Regions from separate parts of the Mus musculus genome. Here region 1 is linked to region 2. The links are chromatin loops, found by intact Hi-C in ENCODE. Cell type or tissue: heart. All regions are shown on one strand. Links, peaks and the distances in the headings refer to the core of each region. The heading gives the core; the rest is flanking DNA. Region 1 holds the start of Actr5 (ARP5 actin-related protein 5). Region 2 holds the start of Ralgapb (Ral GTPase activating protein, beta subunit (non-catalytic)).

Evidence for each region. Peaks named below come from ENCODE experiments on the same cell type or tissue, not always from the same donor. Only the 100,000 strongest peaks of a DNase experiment are listed, where the experiment ranks them.
Region 1: a loop joins it to region 2, with 2.5 times the contacts of the local background. A loop is called at or near these places in 2 of 42 quality-filtered maps.

What each region holds. Positions count from the first base shown.
Region 1 is chr2:158,624,473-158,632,792 of GRCm38, forward strand. Actr5 (ARP5 actin-related protein 5) reads left to right here and starts at 441. Exons shown (of 9, transcript NM_175419.4): 1 at 441-1,044; 2 at 1,855-2,084; 3 at 3,585-3,754; 4 at 6,991-7,208; 5 at 7,800-7,982. The coding sequence starts at 670. In heart, for the core only: CTCF peaks have their summits at 446 and 5,135 (motif pointing left); a DNase peak (open chromatin) is centred at 419; H3K4me3 peaks cover 1,393 bases; H3K27ac peaks cover 906 bases.
Region 2 is chr2:158,405,706-158,414,032 of GRCm38, forward strand. It overlaps Ralgapb (Ral GTPase activating protein, beta subunit (non-catalytic)), which reads left to right and starts at 4,148. Exons shown (of 30, transcript NM_001291138.1): 1 at 4,148-4,398. In heart, for the core only: a CTCF peak has its summit at 3,985; DNase peaks (open chromatin) are centred at 4,106, 4,776 and 4,806; H3K4me3 peaks cover 2,246 bases; H3K27ac peaks cover 1,668 bases.

The sequences.
Region 1 (8,320 bases), core at 321-8,320, 220 kb after region 2:
TTGATGAATTTTTACAAACTCACTAAATATTCATTTTAGCTGCCACTCCCAGAAACTGAAGTTAGTAGTACCTCAGAGTTTGGAGTTTGACTGGGCCCTTGAGGGCCCTGAGTTCCATCCCTGGAACCTATTGGGTGAAGAGAACAGGCATCTTGGCACGCTCCCACACCCATCACGCAATAAATAAACAAATGAACAGAAAAAGAAGTCAAAGGGGAAGGAGATTAGCTTAACACGGTCACAAAACTAAGGGCTAGATCTGCAAGGCTATGCAGACAGAGACCAAGGGAGAGTAAGGGGACAGGGAGGGGCGGAGTCCAGCCCAGTGTGGGTGGAGCCTTTGGTCCCTTAGTTAGAGCAAGGGGCGTGGCTACGCCTCCATGTTCGGAGCTGGGGGCGGGGCTCGTGGACAGCCAGTTAGCGCGAAGAGGCGTGGCCACAAGGAGGCTGTTGCGGACAAGCTGGAGCTACGGTTGGACTTGAGGCCTGGATCAGCGGGGAATAGAAACCCACAGAAAGTTCTGGAGCGCCAGGCGGGAATCAGGTGCTGAAACCAGCGAGTCCTCCCGTAAGGAGGAGGCTTCCGGACGCTTCGGGGCCCAGAGACTCAGACGCGGCCCGGGGTTTCGTGACGCACTCGGCTTCGGGGCGGGACCGGCGCTGGCCAAGATGGAGGCCAACGTGTTCCGCTTCCGAGATGCCCGCTCTGCTCCGGATCCCGTGCTCGAAGCCGGGCCGGTGGCCTTCGGGTCGCAGCCGGTGCCTCTGGTGCTGGACAACGGGTCGTTCCAGGCTCGGGCCGGGTGGGCGTGCCCCGGGCCGGACCCCGGTCCCGAGCCTCGCCTGCAGTTCCGCGCCGTGTGTGCGCGCGGCCGCGGCGGGGCGCGCGGCGGGCCGGGGCCGCAGGTGGGCAACGCGCTGGGAAGCCTGGAGCCTCTGCGCTGGATGCTGCGCTCGCCCTTCGATCGCAACGTCCCGGTCAACCTGGAACTGCAGGAACTGCTGCTGGACTACAGCTTCCAGCACCTCGGCGTCTCCTCGCAGGTGAGGGCCTGCCGGGCAGGGCGCGCTCGGCTTCAGCCGTCATGCCAGGCAGTAGGGTATTGAACACAAGTTCGTCAGCCTTGTGCTAGGAGCTAAGGGTACACCACGAAGTCTTTATCTTCCAGAGGATGGGCTGTCTCAGGCACAAGGGTCCAGTTTGCAATAGTCCAAGTGAGATGAGTTTTACCAGCACCAGTCCGATCCTGGAAGTATTTTGAAGATAAAACCAACGGGGTTTATCAGTTAACAGTTTAGCCAAAGCTTGACTTAATAAACTTAAAATGAACCGGGCATGGGTTCACGGCCCTTTAATCCGGGCACTCGGTAGGCAGAAGCAGGCAGATGTTTGTGAGTTCAAGGCCAGCCAGGGCTACACAGAGAAACCTTATCTTAAAAAAACAAAAAACCAACAGACAGACAGACCTACGAAAAGCTTAAATTGATCATGTTATTTTGGCTTCCCAAAATAATCTCCAATAGAGATGAAATGTATTCTTTAAAATGGCCCGTGAGCACCTTTTAAAAGATGTATTATTTCAAAGTTATATGTGTGAGAATGTGTACAAGAGTGTAGGTGCCTTAGGCAGGTGATCTTCTGTGACTGGAGTCAGAGATTAGGTGCTGGGAAACAGAGTTGGGTTCTAATGTGTTCTCTCTAGTCCTCGTGTCTGGCCTTGAGTGTCTCCCTCCACGACCTCGTGTTTTAAATTAGAGTTCAAAAGTAAATTCTGTCCTGCGTAAGGATTTGGGGTTATTTTTGCATTTCATGCATGCTTCCGTTTGTCTCTTTGTGCTTGTCTTTCAAAGTAGGGCTGCGTTGATCATCCCATAGTTCTGACAGAGGCTGTGTGTAACCCCCTCTACTCCCGTCAAATGATGTCGGAGCTCCTTTTCGAATGCTACAGGATCCCGAAGGTTGCCTATGGGATAGACAGCCTCTTCAGCTTCTACCACAACGTGCCCAAGAATGCCCTTTCCAGCGGCCTCATCATTTCATCCGGCTACCAGTGCACACACATCTTACCGGTCTTGGAAGGGAGGTGAGCTGTGCCGTGGCATTGTGTGGGAGAAGCATCGTTTTAGGGCTGCCTGGAATCATGGGACGTAAAAGGTGCCTGTTGGAAAGTCTGGGAAGTGCTAGGTGGTTTAACTGAGCTGGGCTCAGACCTACATCAGTGAGTGCCTTCAGAAGTTACTCTACCTGCCCTTTGGGACCTCCTGGAGGGACTTCAAGTTGGTCTTATGTCTGATTGACAGTTATACAGTGTTACAATTCTGATTTATGGGGGAACAGTTAACATGATACCTGCCCATAGGAGGCATTCAGTAAGCATGGTTTGAGTAAGTTATTCCATTATATTTCTTTCTTTCTTCTTAAAATTTGTGTGTGTGCTTATGCATGCAGGAGCACACCTGTGTCTGTCTGTCTGGATTTGACAGTGCTTGACAGGAAGCTGGAAGCAGAGAACTGTATAAGGGCATTGGTTCTCTGTTTCCACCATGTGGGTCTTAGGAATTGAACTCAGAGGTCCTCAGCCTTGACAGCAAGTGCCTTTACTGCTGGGCCATCTCCCTTTCTCTTAGTTGAATCATTTAATTTAGACCATCTTGGTATTCTGGAGTTAATTTTTAATTAAGATTTTTTTGCCCCCCCCAAAAAAAAAACTTGCACTGCCAACTCTTTAATTCATATTGTCCATACCTTTTATTTTTGGTTACATTGCCTAATACATACTAGGCAATTCTAGAACTGTTTAGTAGAATAAAAGACAGAGATGGTTTTAGTCTGTTCATGTCTGAGTTTAGTTTTGTTTTATTTTCTTGTGTGATGAAGCTAGCATTGTGCCCTTAAAAGTTCCCACATTGCCAGAAGGGCTGTGTGCCGCAGGCAGCGAGCCCTGGCTCTAGCGTGGACGCTTAGCTTTGCAGCCCTGCTAAGATGAGGCTCTGGTCCCTTTACCAGCCAGCATGTATGTGCTTGTTCGTCTGATTGTGGAGAGAAGCAGTTCCCAGGAAGCTTGTGAAATCAGACTCTTAAGGCCCAGAGCAAGTAGCCCTTGGGATTGGCCTGCTTGACCATTTTATTATTATTATTTCTAGGCTACGTGTTCCCAGGAGCCCCCAGAAGAACACACTTGTCACATGTCACTTAGACATCCTACTGAACTGTTTTTTGTTTTGTTTTTTAAATTGAGACAGGGTCTTTACATAGCCCTGGAACTCACTCTATAGACCAGGCTGGCCTCTGCCTGTGTCTGCCTCCCAAGTGGTGGGATTAAAGGCATGTGCCACTACTGGCCTAAACCGCTTTTCTGCGGTAGAAGCTAAAGGGCCACATGCCGGGGTCTGCAGTAGGAGTTCTGGCGTTGGGTAAGAGGCTGAACCAAGGGAATCTTCCTGATATGGTTTTAGGTGTCCTCACCCTCCACTAGTCTAGTCTGCCCCTTTGTCTGAATTCAGTTCTGCTTTCCAAGATGGTCTACATTTTGTCTTTTCTGCTGCATTGACTCTCAGTGTTGTTCTTTATTACTTCGGTATAGGCTCGATGCCAAAAACTGCAAGCGCATCAATCTTGGAGGAAGTCAGGCAGCTGGCTACCTGCAGCGGCTTCTCCAGCTGAAGTATCCAGGCCACCTGGCAGCCATCACACTCAGCCGCATGGAGGAGATCCTGCAGGAGCATAGCTACATTGCCGAGGACTACGGGGCAGGTGACACAGGGGGCCATGGCGGGTGATACAGAGGAACTTGCTCCAGGTTTCCAACTCTGTTGACCGTGAAGGGTCCTTGACTCTTGCTCGCTCAGATCCACCTCTGCTTTCGGTGCTCACATGGTGAGAGTATTAAGTAAACTAATTGTCATAAACATAAACTATGTTGTCCCGTCACACAACATAGCTTTTGCAGTTTGCCTCTGTGGAGTCCAGTGTTCGAAGACAGCCAGGGCTACACAAAGAAACCCTGTCTTAAAAAGCCAAAAAAAAGTTTGACACCAATTGAAAATGCTTTATCTCACATCCTTAGAGTGATGTCAGAGCACCTCTCAGTCTCCCACATATCCTGAACTTTTCTTTTTGAGTCAGAGTCTCCTTATATAGCTCAGGCTGGCCACTGTCCCTCAGTGTGGTCTCAGATCCTCCATCTTCCTGCCTTAGCCTCTAAGTATCTCAATCTTTTGGTTTGTTTGTTGGTTTGGTTTGCTTTTTTCTGAGACAGGTTTCTTTGTATATTCCTGGCTGTCCTGGAACTCAACTCTTAGACCAGGCTGGCCAAAGACTCATAAAGATTCGCCCGCCTCTGCCTCCCAAGTGCTGGGATTAAAGGCGTCACTGCCACCGCTCAGGGTGGAGGTAGGAGGATCAGATATGCAGGGTTATCTTTGTGTCACAGTGAGCTCAAAGCCTGCAAAGACTGTGTGAGATGCTGCTTCAAAGAAACCAACCTGCAGGCGGAAGGATGAATGGCTCAGAGCACTTGCTGCTTTTGCAGAGGTCCTGGGTTTCCTTAGGAGTGGCTCACTATCATCCCTGATTCCAGTTTCAGGGGATCTGCTGCTCTCTACTGGTTTCAGTGGGCATGTACATAGTGCCCTTAAACACGCGCATACACAGAAAATATAAAGAAGTGGTGTTTAAAGAGACCAAAAAAAAAAAAAAAATTACACAGAGGCATACAAAAAGTAATCCTAATTGTGTTTAAAAACAAACAAACAAACCATAAGACATAAAATTTACCATCAGCCTTTCCTCCCTGCACCCCTCGCCCTCTCTCCTTTCAGACAGTCTCCTGTGTAGGCTCAGCCTAACGTCACATGTCTGGCTCTTCTGTCTCAGCTTCCCAATTGAAGGGTTCATCTTAACCATATTCGGAGAATTAAGTGGTGTTTACAAGCTGTGTGTTCAGAGCACTTTTGTTAAGCACCTGTGGTTTATGAGGTACAAAGAAACTGGGGAGATAGACATGGAAAGAGAATTTGTGAGTGTGGGCTCCCTTTTCTTGATATACTTTGATACTAGCTTATTTTTGCTTTTGTTTATGTAGTCCTAGCTCACAAACATATGTAATCCCAGATCCAGGGGGGCTGATGCCCTCTTGTGGCTTCCATGAGCCATGCAGGTAGTTCCTGTTCAAATGCAGGCAAAACACTCCTGCACAGAATAAGTAAACAAACCAACCAGCATTTGATTCTGTGTGTTTCCCTTTTCAGTGCTGCTGCTGTGTCCGCATCCCATGGGTTTTGATAAATTTCCTTACTTGTTACTGAGTTTACAAATATTTTCTAATTTCTTTAAGTGATTGCTTACAAATATGTTGTGAAATGCCTTCCTGTGATTTATCATTGGTTCAGTCCCATTATAGTGAAAGGACTTTGTTTGATGTCTGCTAAGCTTGTTTATTGCATGACCCGGCATGTCGTCATCTTTGGCAGAAGTTCCTCACACACCTGAAGAGCGTGCACTGTGCTCTTGTGGCTTTGGTGTTCAGGTGTCCTTTGGTGTCTGGTGGTGATGGTGGCCAGCACTTGGTCACCTGCCTTCTACTAGTCCTGTTGATAATTGGGAGGAGTGTGTTGCTGCCACTAGGAGTGGTGGTGGGCGTCCCCACTTCTCCTCTGTTCTGTCACTGAGGACAACATTGACAAGATGAGCACGCGTGTTTCTGAACTGTGCTCCCAGCCCAGATCTGTCAGAGTGTGCTGTCAGTTTGTGACTTTGTCTTGTTAGTTTCATATTTAACATGGTCATAGCTTCCTGTCAGCTGACCTTTTGTCATTCTGTAGTGTATTTCATTTTATTTCTTTTTCTTTTTCTTTTAGACACACCTTTAATCACAGCATTAGGGAAGCAGAGGCAGGTGGATTTTGAGTTTGAGGCCAGCCTGGCCTGTTAGTAAATTCCAGGCTAGCCAGGTATCCATAGTGAGATCTTATCTGAAAATAACATTGGCAACAAGGCACCCAGCTTTCTTTTGAATGCAGTTTACATTGGCATATCTTTCCTTTCATTTATTAAGCAACAGGGTCTCGTGTGGCTCAGGCTAACCTCAAAATTCCCTTGAATGTGTGAAGACAACCTTGAACTCTCAATCCTTCTGCCTCCTCTTCTCAAGTGTTAAGATTGGGGGCAGGCGCCACCATCCCCTGCTTGTATCCCTTTACCTCTGATCTACTTAGTCAATGTCATCAAGATGCGCTTGTGGTTGTGTTATAATAAATGTTCATTACTCTTTCCATGGGGATGGCAGCTGGGCCTTGCGCCCCTCAGCAGCCTCCTGTGTGTGCTGGGACCGTTTGCAGTTAGTGTATTTGTGTTTGAATTCGGCATTACTATTTTATTCTTGTCCTTTTTTCTCTGCTTTTTAGGTTATTGGATTCCTTTTATTTTACTTTTGAGGCAGGCTCTCACTGTGAGCTCTGGCTGGCCCGGAGCTCACTGTATAGTCCATGCTTAGCTTGAACTGAGAGATCTGTGAACTAGTTCCTGGGGTTCAAGGTGAACATCACCTTGGTCAGCTAGACTTTTTTTTTCCCCCTTGTGCCTGTATTACTTAGGTGGTTACTAGAGAATTCAGGCATGCATAGCTTTTCCTCATCTGTGTAGATTAAGTATTGGTCAGGGTAGCAGTGTTAGCCCTAGGCTTCTGAGTTAAAGTGTCTCCCATATTAACCCTGTGAACGCTGGGAGCTGGTCAGACAGTGATGTTACTAGTTTTAGTTCCAGTTATCGATCAAGTTTTAAGGCACTCATGAGGCAGTCAGCCCGTGAGTTTAACAGTCTTTCCCCTGCTCTGGCAGTTCCAGCTTTCCTGTGTGGTTTCTGTCTGCAGACCCTCGCAGCAGGTCTTTGTGTGCCTGGGTGTGTTCAGAGGTTCAGAGTTCGTCCACTCATGGCTGGCATCGACTTTTCACTTCATTGTTCTCTAACTCCCTTAAACTGTTTGTTTGAAGAATTGCAGAAGTGGCAGTGTCCCGATTACTACGAGAACAATGTCCACAAGATGCAGCTCCCGTTCTCCAGCAAGCTCCTGGGCAGCACACTGACGGCGGAGGAGAAGCAGGAGCGGCGGCAGCAGCAGCTGCGCCGGCTGCAAGAGCTCAACGCCCGGCGGAGGGAGGAGAAGCTGCAGCTGGATCAGGAGCGGCTGGAGCGGCTGTTGTATGTGCAGGCAGGTGATGTCTGTGGCGCTGGACCCTGGCCTTGCTCTGCGAGGTGCTCTCTTCCTGTCTGGTTCCCTTAGACATAATGTGCATTGGCTGTTGTCACCTTGAATTAGGGAGTCCAGAGACCAGAATCATGGAGATGGTTAGCATGCACAGCAGCAAGTGGCTGTAGAGAGCTGTGGACTCAAGCTCTGTTTATTGATTCATTTTCTTGTTTTTGAACTTTTCCATTAAGTGCAGCATGCACATACCTTAGGGTGGGCCTCCCTGTGAATGTCACAAAGTAACACTGCCCCTGCTGCCAGATTGAGGAGCAGCTGTCATCTCCTCTCAGTGACTTCTTCCCTCTTTGATGTCTGTCAACTTAGATTAGTTTTGCCTAATTAAGTAGTGCTGAAAGCGGTGTGCGATGCTAGCAGGCCCAGACAGCTGGAGAGGAGGGCGGGTAGGAGTGTGGTGGGAGCTTGCAGGGCAGTTCTGCTGGGGACTGACTAGGGCCCCCCGCCTGCACTTCTGCTGGCTTCCTAGCTGCCTTCCCTTTGTTGATGACCACACTGCCCGTCTCTGAGAGTGACTTGTGACTGCTCTGGTTTTAGGAGCTCCTAGAGGAAGGACAGATGGACCAGTTTCACAAAGCTCTGATCGAGCTGAACATGGACTCCCCAGAAGAACTGCAGTCCTACATACAGAAGCTCACCTTGGCGGTGGAGCAGGCCAAACAGAAAATCCTGCAGGCCGAAGCCAGCCTGGAGGTGGATGTGGTAGACAGCAAGCCAGAGGTGACTGGGCCTGGGGAGGGAAGCCCCTTGGTCCCTTAGGCTTGGTGACAAGTGCGTTCACTCACCAAGCCATCTACCCAGCCTTAGCTTCCTCTTTTTGAGATGGGATTTCATATAAGGGCTACGCTGGCCTTGAGCCTAGCATGTAGCCGAGATGACCTTGCACTTCTGATCCTCCTGCTTCTGCCTCCCCAGTGCTGGGATTTTAAGTGTGTGCTGCCACCATGATCGGCTAATGGGGTGCTGGGAGTCAGAGCCTGGTACTCTACCACCATTCACGCTACCCCCCAGCCCCCAAGCCATTGAGTCGGCTTGCTTTAAACTCTAGAACGATACCA
Region 2 (8,327 bases), core at 97-8,096:
GAACTACGTGAAAACCACAGGAAGACATCATCTTACCCAACTTAGAAGGTTATTATAAAAGAGATTGAAGACCAGAGTTTGATTCCCAGGACCCACACGGTGGCTCACAACTGTAACTCATTCTGACCCTCTTCTGGTCTTCCTGGGCACCAGTCACAAAAGTGGTGCACAGACAGACATGCACACATGCAAACATCCATGAGCAAAACAAAACAAACAAAAACATTATAAAGAGTAACAAAGTACTGGTGAGACAGAAACGCAGCTCTCATACACTGAAGGAGAAAATGTAAATCAGTACGGACATTATGGAAAGCTTCTTTCAAAAAGCAGAAAAAATATCTACTCAAACGACCTCAGGGGTGGGAGGCGACACATTTAAAGGAACTGAAATCAGGACGCCAAAGGGACACTTGCACTTCCATGTTATGGTAGCGCTTTTCTTTCTTCTTTTTTTTTTCTTTTTCTTTTTTCTGCTAAAGACTTCAACTTTATTGAATAAAAAAAAATTACAAATGATACAGCAATTAGAGCAAAACCAGTTCTTGGAGGGCTGTAACTGTATAATATACAACAACAACAACAACAACAACAACAAATCTAATTGTACCCTCAGTTTTACCAAGTCTACATGTCAATGCCATCCTCACAGTGCAGACTTTCAGGCCACCATCGACCGCAGAGAACAGAATCATTCCAATGTGATATAGGTCTCCTTTCCTACATCCTAGAGCATGAAACGCTTCCAAAGTTAACGCTCCCGTTTCCAGTGTTGAAACAGCGAAATACTTCAAGCAAAGTTCTAATTCTTTCCCGTAGAGTCGAAGCCTCCTGGGCCTCTCTCATCCAGTGTTTGCACTTCCTCTAAGTCTGGATCAAAACTCTGCTCACAGATGAGCTGCGCAGTCTGATCACCTTTTTTCACCTCAAACTTCTGTTTTCCAAAATTAAACAGCACGACACCAACGTTTCCTCTATAATCTTCGTCTACAACACCAGCGCCTACATCTATGAAGTGCTTTTTCAGTGCTTTACCTGAATGCCTGTCTTCACAATGGCTTTCTCCATGGGTGATAATGTATAACCATAGGCACTGTACAGGTAGTAGCCTGCAGTTTTACATCCCTGCATGAATACGGCAGCTTGAAAATTAACCTGAAAGTAGAGTAAGGCATGGGAGGGTCAAATGGAGAGAGGGCAACTAATGGTGCTGAGATGCATAGGATAGATGGAGGAGAAACTTCTTATGTTCTTCCTTGCACAGTGGGAAACCATGGATGACAATAATTAATGAAATATTTCAACATACCCATCGAAGAGCAACTGAGCCCTCTCAACACAAACAATGACACAATAGATACGCTAATTACCCTGTGTGATGGTCAGTTTTGATTGTCCACTTGTCACAGTCTAGAGTCACCTGAGAAGAGTCTCAAGGACAGATTGTCTAGATCAGGTTGGCCTGTGGGGATTGTACTGACTAATTGATGCAGGAGGACTCAGCCCACCGTAGGTGGCACCATTCTCTAGGGTTGGGTCTTGGACTAAGAGTGAACTTGAGGACAGCGTAAACATGCATGCCATTTCTATCTGCTCTTGATTGTCGATGTGACTGGCTGCATTGAGTCCCTGCTGCCTCAACTTCCACACAAATCATGGACTGTAACTTGGAATTATGAGGTAAAGAAACCCTTTCTCCTCTAATCTGCTGATCAGTATTTTACCACAGCAACAAGACACTAAATTAAAGCGCTCTGTCTAGTGTTCATTGCTTACACATTTCTGTCTACTATACATTGTTTGCATAGGTTGAAACGCCACACTGGACTTTATAAATATGTATACCACGTCCAATTACTAGGTGTCAATAAAAAAGAGTATTAAAGCATGATTAAATTTCATGTTATAACGTGGAAAAGAATTCCAGTTCACATTTGTATGTACTATGGCAGCTGAGGTACAGATATATGTGAAAACTTCTGGGGCTGGAGAGATGGCTCAGGGGTTAAGAGCACTAACTGCTCTTCCAGAGGTCTGGAGTTCAATTCCCAGCAACCACATGGTGGCTCACAACCATCTGTAATGGGGTCTGATGGCCTCTTCTGGTATGTCTGAAGAGTGCAATGGTGTACTCATAGATATAAAATAAATAAATAAATAAATTTCTAAAAAAATGTAAAAAAAAAAACCAAACCAAACCCAAACCAAAAACTTCCTAGCTGGGTAGTTAGGAGTTTTAAAACTTCTATTTGTTCTACTTCTATTCTCTTTTACAACAGTTCATTTTTGTGTATGAAATAAAAATGATAAGAGAGCCTCGAGTTGGAACTGAGCACAACTTCTTTCCCTCATTTAAAGGAATGGAAACCTCTCTCCCCTGTAGCTTCCCTACAAAAAAACTAAAGAACTAAGTCTGCCATGAATTAAACTCTCAAGGTGGAGGGACTAGAGGTATTTTCATTTTTCCAAGTCCTTTTTTTTTTTTTTTATTTTGAGACATGGCCTTATGTAGCCCAAGCTGGCCCAAAGCACTCTGTGTAACAAGTTCAAGGATGAATATGCTACTACATATGGTTTGTGTAGTACTGGGAATCAAACCCAGGACCTCAAACACACCAGGCAAATACTCCACCAACTAAGCTATGTCTGCAGTTCCATGTGCTTTAAAAAGATTCCCAGTCCTCCGTGTCTGTCACTTTTCCAATTCCCATCACCCACTCCTCTTCAACCCTATCAGTCTGATCTTCCATAGATGTTCAATATTCGGTGTTAGGAATGTGGTCGCAAGTAACAGAAAACTCAATGGATTGTGGTATAAATAAGGCCCACCACCCTCTTTAAAGCAGGAAAGGAGTACAGAGTCCATGCAGTTTCCTTGGTGTGTCCTAAAGAGGCAGGTTTCTTTGCCTTGTTTTACATTTATAGTAGAGTCTTCTGCAAGATCTCAGAATGACTGCCACATCTCCTGGCATTGTATTATACCATGGTTCCAATCATGAAGTTGGGGAAAGTTGAAGGACACAAAATTTCTCAGGACTTCCTTTATATCCTAAGTCTCCCTTGGAACTTTGGTTTATGCTTTATGGACTAGAACTTTGTTTCACTGGTATGCTGTCAAGCAGGGGAGGGGGCTTTGCTTTTTGGCCTCTGTAGTGTAGAAGTGGGAAGGAGAGAGGGGCTTGGAATAGTGACCATGTGATAAAGCACTTATCAAAAACTGTCTAATTGAACTTTACTGCTTCATCCACACACTGTCCTGGCACATTGTTACCCACCCCTTCCCCTCTTCCTGTAGGTGAGGTTGTGGTCTTAAAGAATCCTTGTTTTATCTCTTCTACGAGGGCACTAGTTTCTTCTTCACTCCTACTTGGTTCATGGTCTCTTCTGAGGATGACAGTCACCGTTTTCTCTGCTTTCCATACAAATGTGTTTTTTGCACAGCCTAACACCCTGATCCCTCCACCTCTGAGTTCCAAGGTCAGTCACAAGGCCAGGCTCTCTATGAAGCTGTCTCCATCCCTCTTTCCTCTCAGCCTGACACGTGGGGAGTACGTCTAAAATGTTGTTACTTTCCTCGTGGAAGTTGAAACGAAATTCTTGACAGTGGTACTGTTTGCAAAACGTCCGGTGCATGGCAGGTGCTCGAACTTGTATCTCTTGTTAGTAATAGCTTATCTCCCCGATCAGATACAACTCGTTGGTGACAGGTTCTGAATCATCCTTTTAAAGCACGTCAGGCCTGGCGAGGACATTGCCCATAATAATGCTGCGCCCATGTAATAAGGGGCTGGGCAAAGGAAGAGCTACAATGCTGAGATGTGAGACATTCCTTTAGCCTGAATGGTAGCCAACTTTTCATAGAGAAGCCCCTTACTCTTCTGCACTAAGAACATGTAGAAGCCAGATTGCTTCTGGAGCTGGCACCGCGATGACGTAAGTGTCCGTCACTTTACTCCTCCCACTCCACCGAAGCCCGAAAGGGGGCGGTGTGGGCAATCGCGCTTCGCGCGGCCCTCTGGGACGGCTGCGCACGCGCAGCTTCCGGCTCCAGGCTCGGAGACTTATTTGACGCTGCCCACTCGGTCCCTTCAGAAGTCGCGGGTCAGCAGCGCCGCGCAGGCGCAGTAGTCCCTTCGGCTGGGGAATTATTTGACGCCACCGCCCCTGGCAGTCGGAAGTTGCTTGAACGGAGCCCAGCCGGCCGGCCAAGCGACCGGTGTTCGTCGTCCCCTGGGCGCCCTGGGAGAGTCACTGACGGGTGGACGGACTGACTGCCGGTGGAGGGCCGGCCGGGGCAGTGGCAGCGCGGGCCGGATGGCGCGGGTCGCGTGAGGCGGCAGGCCGAGTGCGGCCCGCGGTGCGCCCGCCCAGCGATGCGGGCCCCGCCCGTCGCCTCAGGTACGCGGCGGCCGGCGCGGTGCGGCCGGACCCTCCCCTCTCGCCGTGCTTTTTTTTTTTTTTTTCCCTCTCCTCAGCAGCTACTGAGGCAGGGGCTCTTTGAACCTCCGCTGCTCCCGGGGCCGAGCGTCGGCGGGCGCATTCCTGGGTTCTGAAGTGGCCGCACCGGGCGCGGGAGCACAGTCCTGGCCCGCGGATTCTGCCGGGTGTGAGCGAACCCGGGAGGGTCGGACTGGCGGAGCGCCCCCCTGGCAGCCTGGGGACAGGGGCGGGTCTGGAGTGGCAGCGGCAACTCCGGGGAGGATGCGGTCCACCGAGGGGCAGGTGGAGTTGCTGCCGTCCGGTGAGGATGCTACTGCCCAGGGCACGGTGACGCTTGCGAGGAGAGTAAACAGCCACCCTCCGCAAATGCTTGCTTTCCGCCAGGCCCAGGCCAGATAGGGAATTTGAGCACCCTGCACGGCAGGACTGTTACCCCATTCTACGGACCAGGCAACCGAGGCCCAGAGCGATCGGGCGCCTTTGGTGCCCAAGGTCATAGAGCTGGGTAATTTGAACTCAAGCAGCCTTGACAGTCCGATCCAGGTTCTTAACCAATTAGGTCATTGGATGTCCAACTTTGATGCACGGTAAAAATCACTTGGGGAGTTTTGAAAAGATTCCTGGTGCCATAGCACCTCAAACTAATTAAACCACCATGTCTAGAGGGTAGGGGGAGACAAATACTAGTATCTTTCTAGTATTTGTCTTTCCGGAGATCCCCTAGTGGTTCTGGGCTATAGTGAGGTTTGACAAGTGTGAAAGCATGTAATCTCAGAGGTCTGACAGTGCCTCTCCAGTTTATGTGTGCAGGAGGATGCTTGTTAAGATCGTGGATTCCACTGGCAGAAATTCATATTGTCACTCCCTTCCCCCCAGCGCGCCCTTGTTCTATTGCTGGAACTCTCCATTTCTCTGCCTCAGCCTCCTGAGTGCTAGGATGGTAGCTGTTCACTAAGAGAGAACTTTTCCTTAGATCCACAGACTACCACCCCTTTGGTAGGTAGGCCTCCTTGAGGGTGAGACCCAATTATGGATTCTTAGCAGAGCTTTTAAAAAAAATGTATACATTCCTTGCAAAAACTGTTGGTTTACAATTTCCCATAATATACGGCACTCATGGTTATGGTTTCTCTAGCCTCTGGACTTTTGCATACACTGTTCTTTCTACAAGACAGGCCTCCGTGTTTTCTCAGCACCCTACCCGAACACATACACCTTCTCATATGCATCAATTCTGTCTATTGCCCAGCTCTCAACAGTCCCTTCAAGATCCTCTGCCTCCCCTGAGCCCTGCCCATCTTGGCATTATTGTAGAGTAGCTGACCACATGTTTTTCTGTGTTGTACTCCTAAGCTCTTCTGTAAGGTTTTGATGGCAGGGACCATGCTTTTCTTGGTGTCTGTCTGTCTGTCTGTCTGTCTCTCCCTCTTGGAGTACTTTGACATCGAGGCCGACAAACATTTTTTGAATATAGTGTTTAGTCCCTTTATGTCATAGACCTCATGCCGCAGAGGCATCTGTTTTCTTTTTTTATAAAAGATATTTGCTGTTCTTAACATTAGGGTTTTTTTTTCCTTTTTCCTTAGGAATACTCTAGTTAAGTTTATTCATTTATTCAGCAGATGAATAAAATGTTGAATTCTTATCCATGACAAGGCACGATGTAAGACCATGTTCCAGCAACATTGGTTGGTTTAGCTGCGTGAGGTGGCACACGCCTTTAATCCCTGCACTCAGGAGGAAGAAGCAGGTGTATCTCTTTAAGGCCAGCCTGCTCTGCACAGTGAGTTAGTGACAGGATAGCCAGGGCTCCATACAGAGGCCTGCCTCAAACCTCCACCCAACCAATCAACACACAAAAACAAACAAAACAAGAACATTGGTGAATTTTATTGTTAACTTCCATGTAGACAGTCTATTCTATAGTGAGAGACTTTTTATTGCCATTGGGGTTTTGCATGTGGCCTTTCCTCATTGTCTAAAAGAAGTGTTGTCTAGATGCTATTGCCTTGTATGTATCAACGCACGCAGTTATAGTTCATCCCATCTGATGGGAGACAGTCAGCTCTGTATCAGAGCAACAATACAGACTCGGTGTAGTTTATTACATAATGTCTGAACTGCCATTGCTGCACATGCTTACCAGTTTTAAAGGAAGTCAGTGCAATAATTCTCATTGCTTCTGTTTTTAGTACCGCCCCCTTTTTTGGTAAAATTTATTTTTATGTTTATGGGCATTTTGATTGCATGCATGTATGTGCACTACTTGGATGTCTGGTGCTTGCAGAGGCCAGAGGAAGGTGTCAGGTCCTCTGGAACTGAAGTTACAGAGGGTTGTGTTCAGGTTCCATGCAGTTGCTGGAACTTGAACGTGGGTGCTCGGCCAGAGCAGCCAGTAAGTGCTCTTAACCACTGAGTCAATTCTCTAGTTCTTTGTTCTTGGTTATTCTTAAAGCCGTATGAGATTAAGTAGATTAAATATTATAAGGTCATTATGAAGAAGTTTGTTTACAATGAAGAGTCCCCCTACCCCTATCTTTTTATATTGGTATTGGGGGTTGAGTACAGACCTTCTATGCAAGTGCTGTACCACTGTGTTTTGATTCCCATTTTATTTTATATGTGTGTGTGTATACATTTTTTTAAATTCAATTTTATTATTTTTTCTGAATACTGTTTTACTATGTAGCCCTGGCTAATCTAGAAATGGCTATGTAGACCATGATGTTCTTGAACCCATGGAGGTTTGTTGTCTCTACCTCCTGAGAGATTAAAGGCATGTGCCACCATACCTAGCTATAATTTTTTATTTTGAAACAAGGTCATACCAAGCTATCTGGGTTGACCTTGAACTTAGTCTGTAGCTTAAGCAGGCCTTGAATTTAGGGTCCTTCTGGCTCAGCTTCCTAAGTAGCTGGGATTGCAGGCCTATACCAGCATGCCTAGATGGGATATTTCTCCCCAGTTAAATGTGATGTGTATAGATTGGATAAAAATACATATTTCATAAAGTAATTTTAACAGTATAGTATTGTTAGGGGAAGGTTCTCTTGTCTCTTATATACGGTTTGCTTGGTGTTTAGGCTGAGGCTAATAGAGAAAGTGATGGGATGAAAGGTGTTAAATTTAGCCTCTCAAGAAACTTGGCCTTGTTCTCTTATCAGATACAGACAGAGTTTCCAGTTCTAGTCTTGGCACGTGGAAGAAAGTCAGTTTTTTAAAGCTTGAGGTTAAAGTTTTTAGTTGACTTCCACTGTATGGGTGAAAATGTTCACACGCTCAGTTAGTGACCAAAAGTAGCTGTAATCACAGTAACCTATGACTTTGGCAAGAGTTGTGTCTGAATTGAGGAACCTGCCAGTGTTGTTCTGGACATGGACAAAGATCTTTTAGACAGAATGACTGGTTCTTGTTGTATAAGATAAAGTTTTAAGCTGGCTGTTCTGCTCACACCTCTAATCTCTGATAAAGCAGGCAGATTGGGACAAGGTTGAGGCCACCCTGAGGTGTATAGTGAGAACCTATCTCACCTCCTTTTTCCAAGATGTTTTAGAGGTAGTATCTACATAGTTCAGTTTTAACTTTTTATAGATAGATTGTGCTAAAGCTTCTAGGCTACTCAGGACTGGAAACACCAGCCTTTCCCCTAGACTGTGTCCTCTTCCATGTGGTCCCTGCTGTCCCTCATGTGACATACTCTTTGTTGACAGGCGATTGGAATGGGAAAGCTGAACAGTGTAATTTGTATTTATGCATTTAAGACTAGAACGGTAGTGAGTGTTTGGCATGTGACATGCATTTTGTTATAGCAACTGGAGGTGTTGAGTGTAAGACACAACTTCTGTACTTAAGTTCTGTAGTTAGAATTGCAATAAAAAGCATCGTGC